Linked DNA regions of Homo sapiens: region 1 is linked to region 2. The links are chromatin loops, found by intact Hi-C in ENCODE. Cell type or tissue: chondrocyte. All regions are shown on one strand. Each heading gives the region's core, and the rest is flanking DNA. Links, peaks and the distances in the headings are about the cores only.

What was found. Hi-C counts contacts between places; a loop is a spot of excess contacts. Peaks named below come from ENCODE experiments on the same cell type or tissue, not always from the same donor. Only the 100,000 strongest peaks of a DNase experiment are listed, where the experiment ranks them.
Region 1: a loop joins it to region 2, with 8 times the contacts of the local background. A loop is called at or near these places in 3 of 110 quality-filtered maps.

Annotation. Positions count from the first base shown.
Region 1 is chr11:57,244,935-57,252,857 of GRCh38, forward strand. It overlaps LOC107984364 (a long non-coding RNA gene), which reads right to left. Exons shown (of 3, transcript XR_001748067.3): 2 at 4,518-4,800; 3 at 2,420-2,774. Among named protein-coding and RNA genes, the nearest start is that of APLNR, 12 kb to the left of the region's middle. In chondrocyte, for the core only: CTCF peaks have their summits at 4,312 (motif pointing left), 4,977 (motif pointing left) and 5,186; a DNase peak (open chromatin) is centred at 4,238.
Region 2 is chr11:56,946,771-56,954,693 of GRCh38, forward strand. It overlaps LOC105369310 (a long non-coding RNA gene), which reads right to left and starts at 5,573. Exons shown (of 3, transcript XR_950121.2): 1 at 3,005-5,573. In chondrocyte, for the core only: CTCF peaks have their summits at 3,945 (motif pointing right) and 4,144; no DNase peak of the experiment used is centred there.

The DNA.
Region 1 (7,923 bases), core at 1,961-6,960, 300 kb after region 2:
AGTCTTTGTTTGGCTGAGAGGAGGGACTTGGGCAGGAGGCCGTGAAGACAGGAAGTACAGCAGAGGCAGGAAGGAGGTCAGGAAGAGGCTGACAGGACCAGGCCGGCTCACACCCAGCCCTGCCAGCCTTCAGGAGAGCAACATGGTGTTTCTAAAAATATTTACAGTGAGTCTACATTAATGAGATATATATCAGCACTGACAATGGGAGGATGCTGGGCCAGGCCCTCCAGGGTAGAAGACCAACGCAATTAGCCCAGAGGCTGCACAAAGGCAAGGCCAGCCTTGTGGGAAGGCCTTGTGGGAAGTCTTGGGGAAGGCCAGCCTTGCACAGCTAAAGGAAGAAATCAAGCCTTCCACCCTGGGGCCCAAACAGGCAATGGAGACCACAGTGCCCCAGAAACCTCCCCCGGGGAACAGAAAACATCCCAGATTCCTGGACCTGCAACGAGCATCTTCAACCTGCATCCCTGACCCCAATTCAGTGCAGAAATCTCCTCTACCACACCCACTCTGAGGACCATCCAGGGGTCTCTTGAATACCCCTGTTGACCAGACACTCAATCCTGCCTCCAGCAGCCCATTCCCATTCCAGTCTTGGCATCCCTACCCATTCAACCTTCAGGAGAGGAGAGTGGTTCAGAACATAGAGGCTGGAGTCAGGTAGCCACTTACAAGTCACTTTGCCATGGAGCACCAAGGAGTGTGATCATTTCAAGTCTTGGTTTTCTCATCTGTAAAATGGGAGTCATTAGAATATCTACTGCCCCAGGGCTGGTATAAGGTTTCAGCAAGGTAAAGGAGACAGCATGCAAAGAATGCCATGTGGACAGAAAGACACAGGCTAAGGTGCAAAGATGCAAAAGGAAGAATTTAAGGCTGGGTGTGGTGGCTCACGCCTGTAATCCCAGCATTTGGGAGGCCAAGGCGGGCAGATCACAAGGTCAGGAGTTCAAGACTAGCCTGGCCAAGATGGTGAAACCCCACCTCTACTAAAAATACAAAAATTAGATGGGTGTGGTGGCGGGCGCCTGTAATCCCAGCTACTTTGGAGGCTGAGGCAGAGAATTGCTTAAACCTGGGAGGCAGAGGTTGCAGTGAGCCGAGATCGCACCACTTCAACCAGCCTGTGCAACAAAGTGAGACTCCATCTCAAAAAAAAAAGAAGAAGAAAAGAAAAGAAAGAAAGAATTTAAAATGTCCTAGGACTAAAGTGACATAAGGCTAAGAAAATTAGCAAATGCCATTTTGCTGCTGAAGAGCTAACACTGCACTGTGCAGTGGGCGAGCCACTTGCCATGTGTGGCTATGGAGGGCTGGAAATGTGGCCAGGCAGATGGTGGGACACTGCAGGTGTAGAACACACACTGGGTTTCAAAGACTTAGTATGAAAAAAGAACGTAATATATCTCATTAGTAATTTTTTTCTATTGATTGCATGTCAAAATGATAACATTTGGATATATTAAAGTAAGTACATTGTTAAAATGAAGTCTACTTCTTTTGTTTCTTTTACTTTTTTTTTTTTTTTTTTTTTTTTTTGTGAGACAGAGTCTTGCTCTGTCACCCAGGCTGGAGTGCAGTGGCGGGATTTCAGCTCATTGCAACCTCCGTCTCCCAGGTTCAAGTGATTCTCCCGCCTCAGCCTCCCGAGTAGCTAAGATTACAGGTATGTGCCATCATGCCTGGAAAATTTTTGTATTTTTGGTAGAGACAGGGTTTTGCCATATTGACCAGGCTGGTCTCAAAATCCTGACATCAAGTGATATGCCCACATCGGCCTCCCAAAGTGCTGGGATTACAGGAGTGAGCCTCCATGCCCAGCCTCGTTTACTTTTTTAATGTGTCTACTAGGAAAATTAAAATCACATATGTAACTTCTGTTATAGTCCTATTGGATAGTGCTGAGCTGAAGGATCATATCTAAGCCTTAGGATGCTCACTCTGGAGGCATCTTTGAGGATGGGTTAGAATGGGTTAGGCTCGTTAGGAAACAGGTGCAGTTTTTCAGACCAAAGGCCCATATTAAGGAGAAGACTCCAATTCCAATTTTCCAACTACAGGTAGTTTGTCACCAACAAACAAAAAATAATAATAATAATAGTAATGGCTCTTACTTATTAAGTGCTTACTCCATGTCAGCAGGCACTGTTCTAGTGAAGGACCATGATTTTAAAAAGTGAACTCTGAAAGCAAAAATGCCTGGTTTTAAATCCTGGTTCTGCTAGTATACGAAGCCTCAGTTTCATCAACCTTAAAATAGGGGTAACCGTATATAGCATTGTCAGAACTACGAGATACTAGGCTTAGATACCAGACTTAGGTAGTCATCTCTTACTATTACTCCCATAGTAACAGGTAGTGTATTGCATCCTAATAGGTAAAGTTTATTACCAGGCACTGTATAAGCACACTCAAATGCTTTTTCCCAATGTAAGTTTTAATGCCATCTTTTACATTATGATCCCCATCTTACAGATTGGTAAACTGAGGTTCACAGAGTTACTTCACTGTCTCAGGACCATGTGGCTTCTGAGTAAGACAGAGAGGATTTGAACCCTTGGCTTTGACTCTAGAAGCCTGAGAGCTCTACAGCCAGGATGTGTTTTCCCAGCACAAGGCCATGCTTCTGCATTCAGATATGACCTGCTGTTGCTTCATTGGAGGGAGGGAGGAGATTTCTCAGCAGAGAAATCTCATAGATGGATCCCGCTCTCTCCGCCTGTCTGAAGGATGATGAGATTGAGTGGAGAAAAATTCACGTAGGCTCACAGCTATGATGATAAAAAGATAATTTGTAAAACCAGCATGTTTGTAATTACTCATTGACCCATAGACATAAAGATCAAGCTATGAATAACTCCACAATAGCAGCAATAACAATACTAGTGAATAATACTAGTAACTATTTACAATAGCAAAGACTTGGAACCAACCCAAATGCCCATCAATGACAGACTGGATAAAGAAAATGTGGCACATACACACCATGGAATACTATGCAGCCATAAAAAAGAATGAGTTCATGTCCTTTGCAGGGACATGAATGAAGCTGGAAACCATCATTCTCAGCAAACTAACACAGGAAAAGAAAACCAAACACAGCATGTTCTCACTCATAAGTGGGAGTTGAACAATGAGGACACATGGACAGAGGGAGGGGAACATCACACACTGGGGCCTGGTGGGGGGTGGAGGGCAAGGGGTGGGAGAGCATTAGGACAAATACCTAATGTATGCAGAGCTTAAAACCTTGATGATGGGTTGATAGGTGCAGCAAACCACCATGTCACATGTATACCTATGTAACAAACCGGCATGTTCTTCACATGTATCCCAGAACTTAAAACAAAATTATTAATAATAATAATAATGGCTCTTATTTATTAAGTGCTTACTCCATGTCAGCAGGCACTGTTCTAGTGAAGGACCATGATTTAAAAAGTAAACCCTGGAAGCAAAAATAGCTGGTTTCAAATACTAGTTCTGCTAGCATATGAAGCATCTGTTTCATCAACTATAAAATAGGAGTAACCGTATACAGCATTGTCAGAATTCTGAGATAATAGGCTTAGATACCAGACTTAGGTCCATGCCTGGCACAGGGCGAATGCTCAGTTAATATTTTCTGTTACAATCATCTCATTTAATCCCCACAATAACCCAATGGGTAGAGAGGATCAATAGTGATAAATGGGAATGATAATATTCCCAGTTTACAGATGCAGAAACTGAGATGCGAAACAATAAGAAACTTGTCTAAGCCCCTCCATTTCTCAGTATTGGAGATGGGATTCAGACCTAGGAGGGCTGGTTTGAGGATCTACAGTCTTAGCTACCATGGTAGACAGTTCTTAATCTTAAACAGTTTGTAAAGTCATATTTTTTTCTTATTCTTCTTCTTTAATGATACTTTCCATCTTAGTTCCTTGAAGTGTGGAACGTGCCTGCCCTGCCTGCCCGAGGCTTTGACAGAAGCCAGTGGGATAGTCAACAGCTTTGTGTGAGCACAGAGAGAGGTAGCTGCCCCAGATGCTGCGGGGCTCTGCTGATGAATGACCCATCAGTCCCACGGGTCCCACAGGTATCCAGCGGCAATCTACCCTTGCCAAGAAGGCACAACACTAGTGCTACAGCATCTCCCACTCTTAGGACTGCTCGGGCCCTAAGGATGGTTGGGGAGGTGGAAAGAAGAACTGGACATGGGTGAGCCAGCTCAAGCACAGAGCTGCCTCCTGAGCCTGGCTGTTTGGCTGCTGTGCCTCTGATGGCTCGGTGATGCTGACCTCTGGTGGAGATGAGCTGCTACTCAGCTTTGACCTCCCTCTGAGCACCAGGAGTCCCAGCACTGGCTTCCAGCCCCGCCACCGGGATGCAGACCCAGCAGCCTGAGACCCCAGAGGGTGCACCTAAGCCCAACCTCTCTCCTTATTCCAGGGCCCTGTGGTATCTGGAATTGTCTACCCTGGAACCTTATGGCTCAGGGGCTAGAAGAACCCTTAGCAAAAGGAACTTACCCAGCTGATGATTCTGACGCTGAACAGGCGCTAGAACCCAGCACAGGTCCCAGTCTCTTGGAGAATTAAGGCCTCGGCCTCTCCACCTAGTTCAGTGTTTTGAGCTACACATTCTCTTCTGACATGTGGTTACACCGCACTGTAATAATACATGTTATGACACTGATATAGAAAAAGAAATGTTCTTGTCTAATTATTTTCTGTTTGGGTGGTGCAGAAGTAAAACCAAGAGACGTTGAATCATCCTCAGTATTATTCATCACTCTTCCTCAAGCATGTCACTCTGTAAAGACAACATATGAAAGGGAAAATGTTACCCTGTTTTATTAAGGAAAATTATGGACTAGAAAAAGACTGCTTTTTTTTTTTTTTTTTTTTTTAATAAGCTGACATTGATAGAGAAAAGTTGAGCCAAATCTCTGGAGGCAGGAATCTCATTGCTGAGCACCCAGCGCCACCTTGTGGCTTCTCGCAGGACAGCGATTCCAGCTTCCACTCATTTCTCTACCCACCACTAAAAACATTTATTGAGCATTTCTTATGTTCCCTTTCACCTGTTTCTCTGCTGAGCCTCTTATCTGAATCTTTTATCTCAATGAACTTTGCACTGAAATCTCTTTCGATACACTCATTAATTTTAGCATGGGAAAAAGGGTGGCTACACAGTTGAGTTGGCCCACATAAGAAGGTGTCTATGGAGATATTCTTTATCCATGAGCCCTCCCAGTTATTCCAATGTCAGCCCTGGGACCCTGAAGATCACTCACAGATTTAATTAGACAAATCTCTTAAAATATGTGTGTATATTTTCCTTTCCCTCTTTCTCTTTCTGGAAATACGTTTTCCTGTTTCTCAGGCAGCAGCCACTCTGTTAAGACAGGGGAACTTCAGCACAGACAGGTTGCGGGGGACACAGCTAATTAGTGACTGAGCCAGAGCTGGGGCTTCAGGGCTTTGTGACTCACTCAAAAAATGTCCACTAAGTCCTTCCTCTGTAGGGGGCCCTATGCTAAGCTCAATGGTAAATCAAAACCCCACCCAGGATTCTGCCCTCGAAAGATAGAGCCTTGTCAGGGACAGAGGCATCTACTAAAGAATGATGTAAAAAAGTAAAGCTGTAACTGTGCAAAGTATTACAAGGAAAGCTATGTCCACAGACAGGATTTTTAGAGTCTGACTTTTAGAGACTTCAAAGGACTGAAAATATCATGGCCCCCTCCATAATCTATTTTAAATGAAAACAAACAATTTAAAGATAGGTGTAAAGAAATCCCCAAAAGCCTTATTTTTCCCATAATGACATCTTTGAAAGTATTTTATGCTAAAAGGAATCAAATAGCATGTTATGAAAAATTGGGAGTGACCCTGTTTCTCTAATGCCTGAAAGAGATGTTTAGCCAGCCTGTTGGGGAATCCAAGAGTGGATACATATATAATAGGAGTTTGACCTAGTCAGGAAAATTTGGAAAGACTTTCCTAAGAAAATGGTAACAGTACTGAGAGCTACAGGATAAGAAGCAGAGAGGTGAAAACCATGACGAACAATTACAGCAAGCACTGGGCAGATCGTGTACTTCCTGCAGAAGCTGGGAGCTTGAGACAGCAGAGGCTGAAAGAAGGTGGGAGAGGCTGGAACAGAGGACAATGAGGACTGTGTTGTAAGAGAAGACAAGGAGCCAGACCACACTGGGCTTTGTGGGACACCTTGAGGAGTTTTGCATTTATCCTCCAAGCAATGGAAAGCTGTCGAAGGGTTTTAATTGGCAGGGCATGGTGACATGATCCAGTTGGTGTTACAGAAAAGCCACACTGGCTGTATGCCGAAAGTGGATTGGCAAGAGGACAAGCACCTTAGCCTACTGTCCTAGTTTGTTTTGTGTTGCTATAACAGAATGGCATGGACTGGGTATTTTATATCAATAGAAATGTATTGGTTCATGGTTCTGGAGACTGGGAAGTCCAGTGTCAAAGTGGTAGCATCTGGCCAGGGACTCCTTGCTGTGTCATCCCATAGCAGAAGGTGGAAGGGCAAGAGAACACAAGAGAGCAAGAGAAAGAGCAAGAGGACAAGAGTCCAATAAGGAGACATTAATCCCCAGGAGAGATGATAGGAGCCTGGATTAAGAGTGTGGTAGATAAAATGGAGAGAAGTAAGTACACTTGAGCAATATGTTGGATTGGGTATGGGTGTAAGGAAAAGGGAGCTTTTGGGACGTCTCAGGTTTCTCACTTGCTGGAACTAAGTGAACATGGTGTGGCTGAACTGGTGAGCAAGCCCCAGTATCTACTTTCTCCTTTTTCCTTTAGTGATTGCACCGGAGTCTTCTTACATGCCAACTTCCGATCTTCTCAGGCTCACTTACCTTTTTTATCAGCTCTGGGAGGGTTCTGATGAACCCAAAGCAGGCACAGTCTGATAGCTCCCTCCCCTCTGGTCCCTGCTATGCCTTTCTCACCTCCCACATGGGCTTTTGCTGATTTCACTGGACTTGGCACGGTGCCCATGTTTTGCATGGAAACTCAGAAAAGCAAAAGAGTCGGCACTCCACTGAAAAATGTTTTGACCAATGAGAAGAGCTACTGGAGATATTCTTCCTGCATTCTCTCCCAGAGGTCTGGTCCTCAGGAACAGTTGATACAACTTCTTGGTGTCTTGTTTCTATAGATTGGTCAATTAACATGTACCCTCATATTAGTTGTCTCTCTTTTCTTCTTCACTCTCCTTGTTAGTTACTCCGATTTGTAAACTTTCAGCTCCAGACTCGCTTTCCAGGAAACACAGTGGTATGGTTTAAATGTGTCCCGCAAAATTTATGTGTTGGAAACTTAATGCCCGATGCTACAGTGTTGAGAAGTGGGAACTTTAAGAAGTGATTAGGTCATTAGGGCTCATGAATTGATTAATGGATGGATTAATACCGTTGGATAGACCAATGCTAATAAATGGATTAATTCCATGACCTCAAAGTGGGTTAGTCATCATGGCAGTGGGTTTCCAATAAAAGAGTAAGTTCAGCCCCCTTCGTTTCTCTTGCTCTCTTGTGTTCTCTTGCCCTTCCACCTTCTGCCATGGGATGACACAGTAAGATGTCCCTGGCCAGTTGCTACCACTTTGCCACTGGACTTCCCAGTCTCCATAGCCATGAGCCAATAAATTTCTATTCATGTAAAATACCCAGTCCATGCCATTCTGTTATAACAACACAAAACAAACTAGGACACTAGACTAAGGTAGTAACATAATATCCAAGTTTTAGCTGGGAACACACTACCCAGCTATAGACTAGATGTTCCACCTCCCCTTACAACTACCTGAAGCCTTATCAAAGTGATATGAACAAAGTAATGTGTGCTTCTTCTGGGTCACATTCTTTAAAAAAGGAAATTGCTTACTCTTTATATCCTT
Region 2 (7,923 bases), core at 1,553-6,552:
GGTCTCCTGAATACAGCACACTGATGGGTCTTGACTCTTTATCCAATTTGCCAGTCTGTGTCTTATAATTAGAGCATTTAGCCCATTTACATTTAAGGTTAATATTGTTATGTGTGAATTTGATCCTGTCATTATGATGTTAGCTGGTTATTTTGCTCATTAGTTGATGCAGTTTCTTCCTAGTCTCGATGGTCTCTACAATTTGGCATGTTTTTGTAGTGGCTGGTACTGGTTATTCCTTTCCATGTTTAGTGCTTCCTTCAGGAGCTCTTTTAGGGCAGGCCTGGTGGTGACAAAATCTCTCAGCATTTGCTTGTCTGTAAAGTATTTTATTTCTCCTTCACTTATGAAGCTTAGTTTGGCTGGATATGAAATTCTGGGTCAAAAATTCTTTTCTTTAAGAATGTTCAATATTGGTCCCCACTTTCTTCTGGCTTGTAGAGTTTCTGCTGAGAGGTCAGCTGTTAGTCTGATGGGCTTCCCTTTGTGGGTAACCTGACCTTTCTCTCTGGCTGCCCTTAACATTTCTTCCTTCACTTCAACTTTGGTGAATCTGATAATTATGTGTCTTGAAGTTGCTCTTCTTGACTATCTTTGTGGCATTCTCTGTATTTCCTGAATGTGAATGTTGGCTTGCCTTGCTAGATTGGGGAAGTTCTCCTGGATAATATCCTGCAGAGTGTTTTCCAACTTGGTTCCATTCTCCTTATTACTTTCAGGTACACCAATCAGAAGTAGATTTGGTCTTTTCACATAGTCTCATATTTCTTGGAGGCTGTGTTCATTTCTTTTTATTCTTTTTTCTCTAAACTTCTCTTCTTGCTTCATTTCATTCATTTCATCTTCCATCACTGATACCCTTTCTTCCAGTTGATCGCATTGGCTACTGAGGCTTGTGCATTCGTCATGTGGTTCTCATGCCATGGTTTTCAGCTCCATCAGATCCTTTAAGGACTTCTCTGCATTGGTTATTCTAGTTAGCCATTCATCTAATCTTTTTTCAAGGTTTTTAACTTCTTTGTGATGTGTTCAAACTTCCTCCTTTAGCTCAGAGAAGTTTGATCATCTGAAGCCTTCTTCTCTCAACTCGTCAAAGTCATTCTCCATCCAGCTTTGTTCCCTTGCTGGTGAGGAGCTGCAGTCCTTTGGAGTGGGGAGAGGAGCTCTGATTTTTAGAATTTTCAGTTTTTCTGCTCTGCTTTATCCCCATCTTTGTGGTTTTATCTACCTTTGGTCTTTGATGATGGTGACATACAGATGGGGTTTTGGTGTGGATGTCCTTTCTGTTTGTTAGTTTTCCTTCTAACAGTCAGGACCCTCACCTGCAGGTCTGTTGGAGTTTGCTGGAGGTCCACTCCAGACCCTCTTTGCCTGGGTATCAGCAGCAGAGGCTGCAGAACAGCGAATATTGCTGAACAGCAAATGTTGCTGTCTGATCGTCCCTCTGGAGATTTTGTCTCAGAGGGGTACCCGGCCGTGTGAGGTGTCAGTCTGCCCCTACTGGGGGATGCCTCCCAGATAGGCTACTCGGGGGTCAGGGACCCACTGGTGGAGGCAGTCTGTCCATTCTCAGATCTCAAACTCCGTGCTGGGGTAACCACTACTCTCTTCAAAGCTGTCAGACAGGGACATTTAAGTCTGCAGAGGTTTCTGCTGTCTTTTGTTTGGCTATGCCTTTCCCCCAGAGGTGGGGTCTACAGTGGCAGGCAGGCCTCCTAGAACTGCGGTGGGTTCCACCCAGTTCGAGCTTCCTTGACACCCTGCTTCAGCTCATGCTCCATGCACTGCACCCACTGTCCTGCACCCACTGTCCAACAAGCCCTGGTGAGATGAACCCGGTACCTCATTTGGAAATGCAGACATCACCCATGTTCTGCGTCGCTCACACTGGGAGCTGTAGACTGGAGCTGCTCCTATCAGCCATCTTGGAACAGCCCACCTAGTTAGCTCTTCTTGTTGAATTGATCCCTTTACCATTATGTAATGGCCTTCTTTGTCTCTTTTCATCTTTGTTGGTTTAAAGTCTGTTTTGGCTACCTTTATTTTTAAAAAATATTAGTCTAGACTCTGATGGAAGAAATATGGCATCATACAGAGAGCATTTTTGGACAGAAATAACATGGGGAAGAGAATACCTACACAAGCTGAAAGACAAAGAATTTATTTATTAACCCATATGTGTATTCCATAGTTGTAATAAAATATAGTTGGTTGTCTACCCACTATTCATTTTCCTTTATTTCTTCCTGAAAGGACTATTATTTTGTGTGGAAGGTAATGCAGCCATATAAATAAAGTCTTTTTGTCCAAGCTTCCATTGTAGCTATGGTGGCACTTGTCTTAGTTTGCATTCCTGAGATATGGCTGTGAGTAAAGGTCATGTACTGGGGGAGAAATTGTAGTGAAGAATGAAGCTTACCTAAAGACAAATCTGACCTTTGCCCTCAGCTACTGGGAGACAATCTCTGAATCACTGGAGTGTACTGCCTAATAAGAATGTCTTTCTTTGTTTGGAGGCTTTAGCCACTGGACAATCTAACAATGTGATTTGTGATGGGGTCTTTAGGATATTCTATGTCGATTTATACCTCCAGAGGCACTGGAGACTGAGGTATTATTCTGAACTTCCAGGAGTATCTTGAATCTTAGAGAGCAGTCAGTCATGTGGTCAGTAAATAATCAAGTCCCAATAAAAACTCCGGACACCAAAAGTTCATGTGAGCTTCCTGGGTTAACAGTACTCCATGCATATTGCGACAGTTAATGGCAAGAAAGTAACACATCTTTGAGGACTATTGTATTACACGTCCCACATGAGGTTACTTAAGGGTATATATTTGCCTGGTTCCTGAACCCTGAAGGCTGGGTTGTGAGCTAAGGCCATGGTGCCCAGTGAAGGAGCAGGTGTCCCTGAAAATCTAAACATCCCAGAGACTATCTGAGAACCTAACAAGAAAATCAGTCTCACTGCATTCACACAGTATACAAAAGGCCAAAAAATTACCTTAAAAGCAGTTTAGAGATGGGAAGAGGCATGGATCTCTAGAGCTCTCCTGCTGCTGTCCAAGAGTGTCCTGTAAGTCCTAATAAACACATCTGTGAGAAAACATTTTACATGGTCCATTTTCAAGATATGATAAATCTAAGTACTGGCAGCCAGCCTGCAGATGTGAGAAACCACACAGCTCATGCACCTAGAAATTCACAATAAGCAAACAGAATGTAGAGGATGGGTCAGCCCATAAAAGGGAAGTTTCATTATTGGCAAATCAAAACTTATGTGGGGAAGGAGACCAGGGCATAACCTTATAAGGGGGATAATGAAACTTAGGCAACATCCAGTAAGATTATAACCCCATAGTACTCAACCAGTGAGGAACTGGGGAAGGGACTCGTGTGCTAGGAGATAAATTACCTGCTGTAACTGCCCCAGGTGTGCCTGCCTGCCAGACACCCAATCTTGCAAGGCCACCATTAAAAGACTTGCTTCTGCTGTTCTTTGTGTCTCCGAGTCCATTCTCTGGGTTTCAACGGATGAATGTGTTTCTCACAAACTTGGGGGCTCATCTGGGATCTATGAGCCTGTGTGGAGTGGGACTCCAGTTGAGAAGGGAGATGCCTCCCACCTGATTTAGGTGGCCCTCTCTGTCCAGATGTCCCGGCTCCCCACAGAGGCCATAGACAAACCTGAGACTGTTATTCAGAAGGCAGCAGAGACGACACAGGGAGAAAAGCAGGCACAGCAGCAACCAGGCAACCTCGTTCATGAGCCAAGGTAGGAAAATTGGACTCTATGTACTGTCTTAGTGGTTGGAGGTCAAGTGTGTGTAACTGAGATGTATCTTAGATACAAAGTGAGTGCAGAGTTTTGTTCTCCTACAAGGGAAATGGCCAGAGATGGATGAAGCGATTCTCAGAGTGTGCAAAAAATCTCCAGTAGGGGGGGTTGAGTACACAAGGAAAAGTTCAGACACAGAGACTGACCAAAAATGGGAAACAGAAATTCTAGGCCTAGGGGACAAAGGAAAGAGGGAGTCAAAGAGAATTCCTCTGACATTTTCCTGGATACTCCTTTGGGGATAATGCTGCAGGTTTGGAGGGACAACCCTCAAACCAGGGACAAGGAAAAGCAAAAGATGATAAAGTATTCCTGTCTTATCTGGCTCAAAGTCCTCATTCATAAGCCTTCAGTGTTTTGGCCCAAATTTGGCTCAGATGAGGATTGGGTGTGCCAAGCTTTAATCCTCTATGTGAATGATAAAACCCCATCCTCACAAGAGGAGATAGGTTATGCTCTTAGCTGGATCAAGGAATTAGTCCCCACATTCCCTCTCAAAGAAGAAGAAAAAAAAACTAGTAAAAAGCCCTTGCCCAGTGAAAAGCCCTGGGACCCCCCTATCACACTTGCCCCCTCCATATATCTTACAATATAGGGGACAGAAAGATCAAGGGGCAGCAGGTGGGTTAGAGGAGGAAAGACCTGGAGACCATGGGGGAGCCAAACCAACTCTTCCTTTCAATCCTAATCCAAATTTAAGAAAATAATTAGAACAGTGTAAGAGGAATATTGAGAAATTCCCTATTCCTTTCACACAACAGGCATCTAGCATGTTTCCTCTTAGGGAAGTTCTCATGGGACAGGGAGAGAATGGCTTTGTAAATGTTCCTCTTACAAGTACTGAAGTTAAGAATTTCAAGAAGGAAATGAAACCACTCCTAGAAGATCCCCTCAGTTTAGCAGACCAGCTGGACCAATTCCTAGGACCTGGCTTTTACACCGAGCATGACCAGTTAATAGAGGCAATACCCTCTTGGGAAGAAGTTTTGCCAGATGAACAAAAATTTTCAAATGTCGATCCCAAATGGTATAATAATGATCCCAGGGAATGGACCCAAATGCAGGACCTCAGGGAACTATAATTAAAGGGATCAAAGAGTCCACTTCTAGCACACCAAATGTCTCAAAAGCATTCAAGATTCAACAAGAAAAAGAGGTCACTCCCTCTGCATTTCTACAGAGGTTCAGAGATCAAATGAGAAAATACTCCAGATTAGATCCAGAGGACCTAGTAAGGCAAAGCCTTCTGAAGGTTAACTTTGTAACTAAGAGCTGGCCTGACATTACAAAGAAATTACCAAAAAAACTGATGAATGGAATGAGAAACCAATTGAGGAATCACTGAGTGAAGCTGAGAAGGTCTTTGTAAGAAGAGAAGAGAAGCAGAAACAGAAAGCCAAAATCATAGTTTCCATTGTGGAAGAGGTAGTCAGAAAAAGGTTAGATCAAGATCCCCCTCAAAGTAGATAAGGTGTTGACACAGAGAAAGAAGGGAAACTCAGGGAAAACTCCTAAGACTAACTGGATGTTACAATTGTGATAAGCCAGGGCATCTTAAGAGAGAATGCCCTGAATGGAAGAAAGAAGAAAAGGTTATCCCTCTCATGACCATTGATGAAGACTAGAAGGGTCAGGGATTCTTTCTGAGTAGGTCTCACCAGGAACCCTTAATACATTTGAAGATGGGACCATGCTCAACACGACTACTTATCAGGGAAATGCAAGTCAAACTACAATGAGATATTTCTTCATGCTTGTTAGTATGGCTATTATTAAAAACACAAAATATAAGTGTTACAGGGATGTGGAGTAAAGGAAACCCTTGTGTACTGTTGGTGGGAATGTAATTTGGTACAGCCAGTATGGGAAACAGTATAGAGGTTCTTCAAAAAGTTAGAATTAGAATTACCATATCATCAAGCAATTCTACTTCTGGTTATTATCCAAAGGAATCTAAATCAGGATCTCCAGGAGATATCTTCATGCCCATATTTTTGCAATATTATTCACAATAGCTGCAATATTAAAACAACCTAAATGTCCATCAATGAATGAATAAAGAAAAAGTAGTATACACACACACACACACACACACACACACACACAGAGAAATAGTATTCAGTCTTTAAAGAACAAAGATGAAGGTATTACACTATCTGACTTCAAACTATATTATAAGGCTACAATAATCAAAACAGCATGGTACTGTTTTGACACAATCACAGACCCGTAGATCAATGGAACAGAAAAGAAAACTCAGAAATAAAGCTGCCCACTTACAACCATCAGTTCTTTGGCAAGGCCAACAAAAATAAGCAATGTGGAAAGAACTTCCTATTCAATAAGTGATACTGGGATAACTGGCTAGCCAAATACAGAAGATTGATTTCACCATATACAAAAATTACTCAAAATGGATAAAATATTTAAATGTAAGACCTCAAACTATGAAAATCCTATTTAAAAACCCTAGCGCGGTGGCTCACGCCTGCAATCCCAGCACTTTGGGAGGCCGAGGCAGGTGGATCATGAGGTCAGGAGATCGAGACCATCCTGGCTAACAAGGTGAAACCCCGTCTCTACTAAAAAAAATACAAAAAATTAGCCAGGCGCGGTGGCGGGCGCCTGTAGTCCCAGCTACTCGGGAGGCTGAGGCAGGAGAATGGCGTGAACCCAGGAAGCGGAGCTTGCAGTGAGCCGAGATTGCGCCACTGCAGTCCGCAGTCCGGCCTGGGCGACAGAGCGAGACTCCGTCTCAAAAAAAAATAAAAATAAAAATAAAAATAAAAACCCTAGAAAATACCCTTTCTCTACATCAGACTTGGCCAAAAAATTTTGGCAAAGTCTTCAAAAGCAACTGAAATAAAAACAAAAATTGACGAGTGAGACCTAATTAAAAATCTTCCTCACAGCAAAAGTAACTATCAATAGAGTAAACAGACAACTTACAGGATGGGAGAAAATATTCACAAACAATACATCCAACAAAGGTCTAATATCAACAATCTATAAGGAATTTAAACAAATTTATAAACAAAAAATAAACAACCCCATTAAAAAGTGGGCAAAGAACATGAACAGACACTTCTCAAAAGAAAAAAATATGCAGCCCACAAACATGTGAATAAAAATGTTCAGTATCACTAATCATCAGAGAAATGTAAATCAAAACCACAGTGAGATACCATCTCACACCAGTTAGAATGGCTACTATTAAAAAGTCAAAAGACAATAGATCCTGGCCAGGCTGTGGAGAAAAGGGAATGTTTATAGAATGTTGGGAATGTAAATTAGTTCAGCCACTGTGGAAAGCACTCTGGAGATTTCAAACAACATAAAACAGAGCTACCATTTGACCATTACCCATTACTGGTATATACCAAAAAGACACATGCACTCATATGTTCATCACCATGCTATTCACAATAGCAAAGACATTAAATCCACCTTGCTGCCCATCAGTGGTGAATTGGATAAAGAAAATGTGGTACATATACACCATGGAATACTATGCAGCCATTAAAAATAATGAAATTATGTCTTTTTTAGCACCATGGATGGAGCTGGAGGCCATAATCCTAACTGAATTAATGCTGGAATGGAAAACCAAATACTGCATGTTCTCACTTATAAGCGGGAGATAAACACTGAGCACATATGGATATAAATGTGGAAACAATAGACTCTGGAGACTACTAGGGGACAGAAAGGGAAGAGGGTATGGGTTGAAAGACTACCTATTGGGTTCTATGCTTACTACTTGAGTGCAATATAGTCATGTAAAAAACCTGCACATGTACCCCCTGTATTTAAAATAAAAGTTGAAATTTTAAAAAAATTATATGTGTTTGTGTGTATGCATGTGTATATGAGTGTATGTATGAATTAGTCCATTTTCACACTGCTATCAAGAAAGTACCCAAGACTGGGTAATTTATAAAGTAAAGAGGTTTGACTCACAGTTTCTCATGGCTGTGAGGCCTCACGAAACTTACTATTATGGCAGAAAACAAAGGGGAAGGGAGGCATGTCTTACATGGCAGCAGGCAAGACAGAAGAGTGCAGGGGAAAACTGCCAAACACTT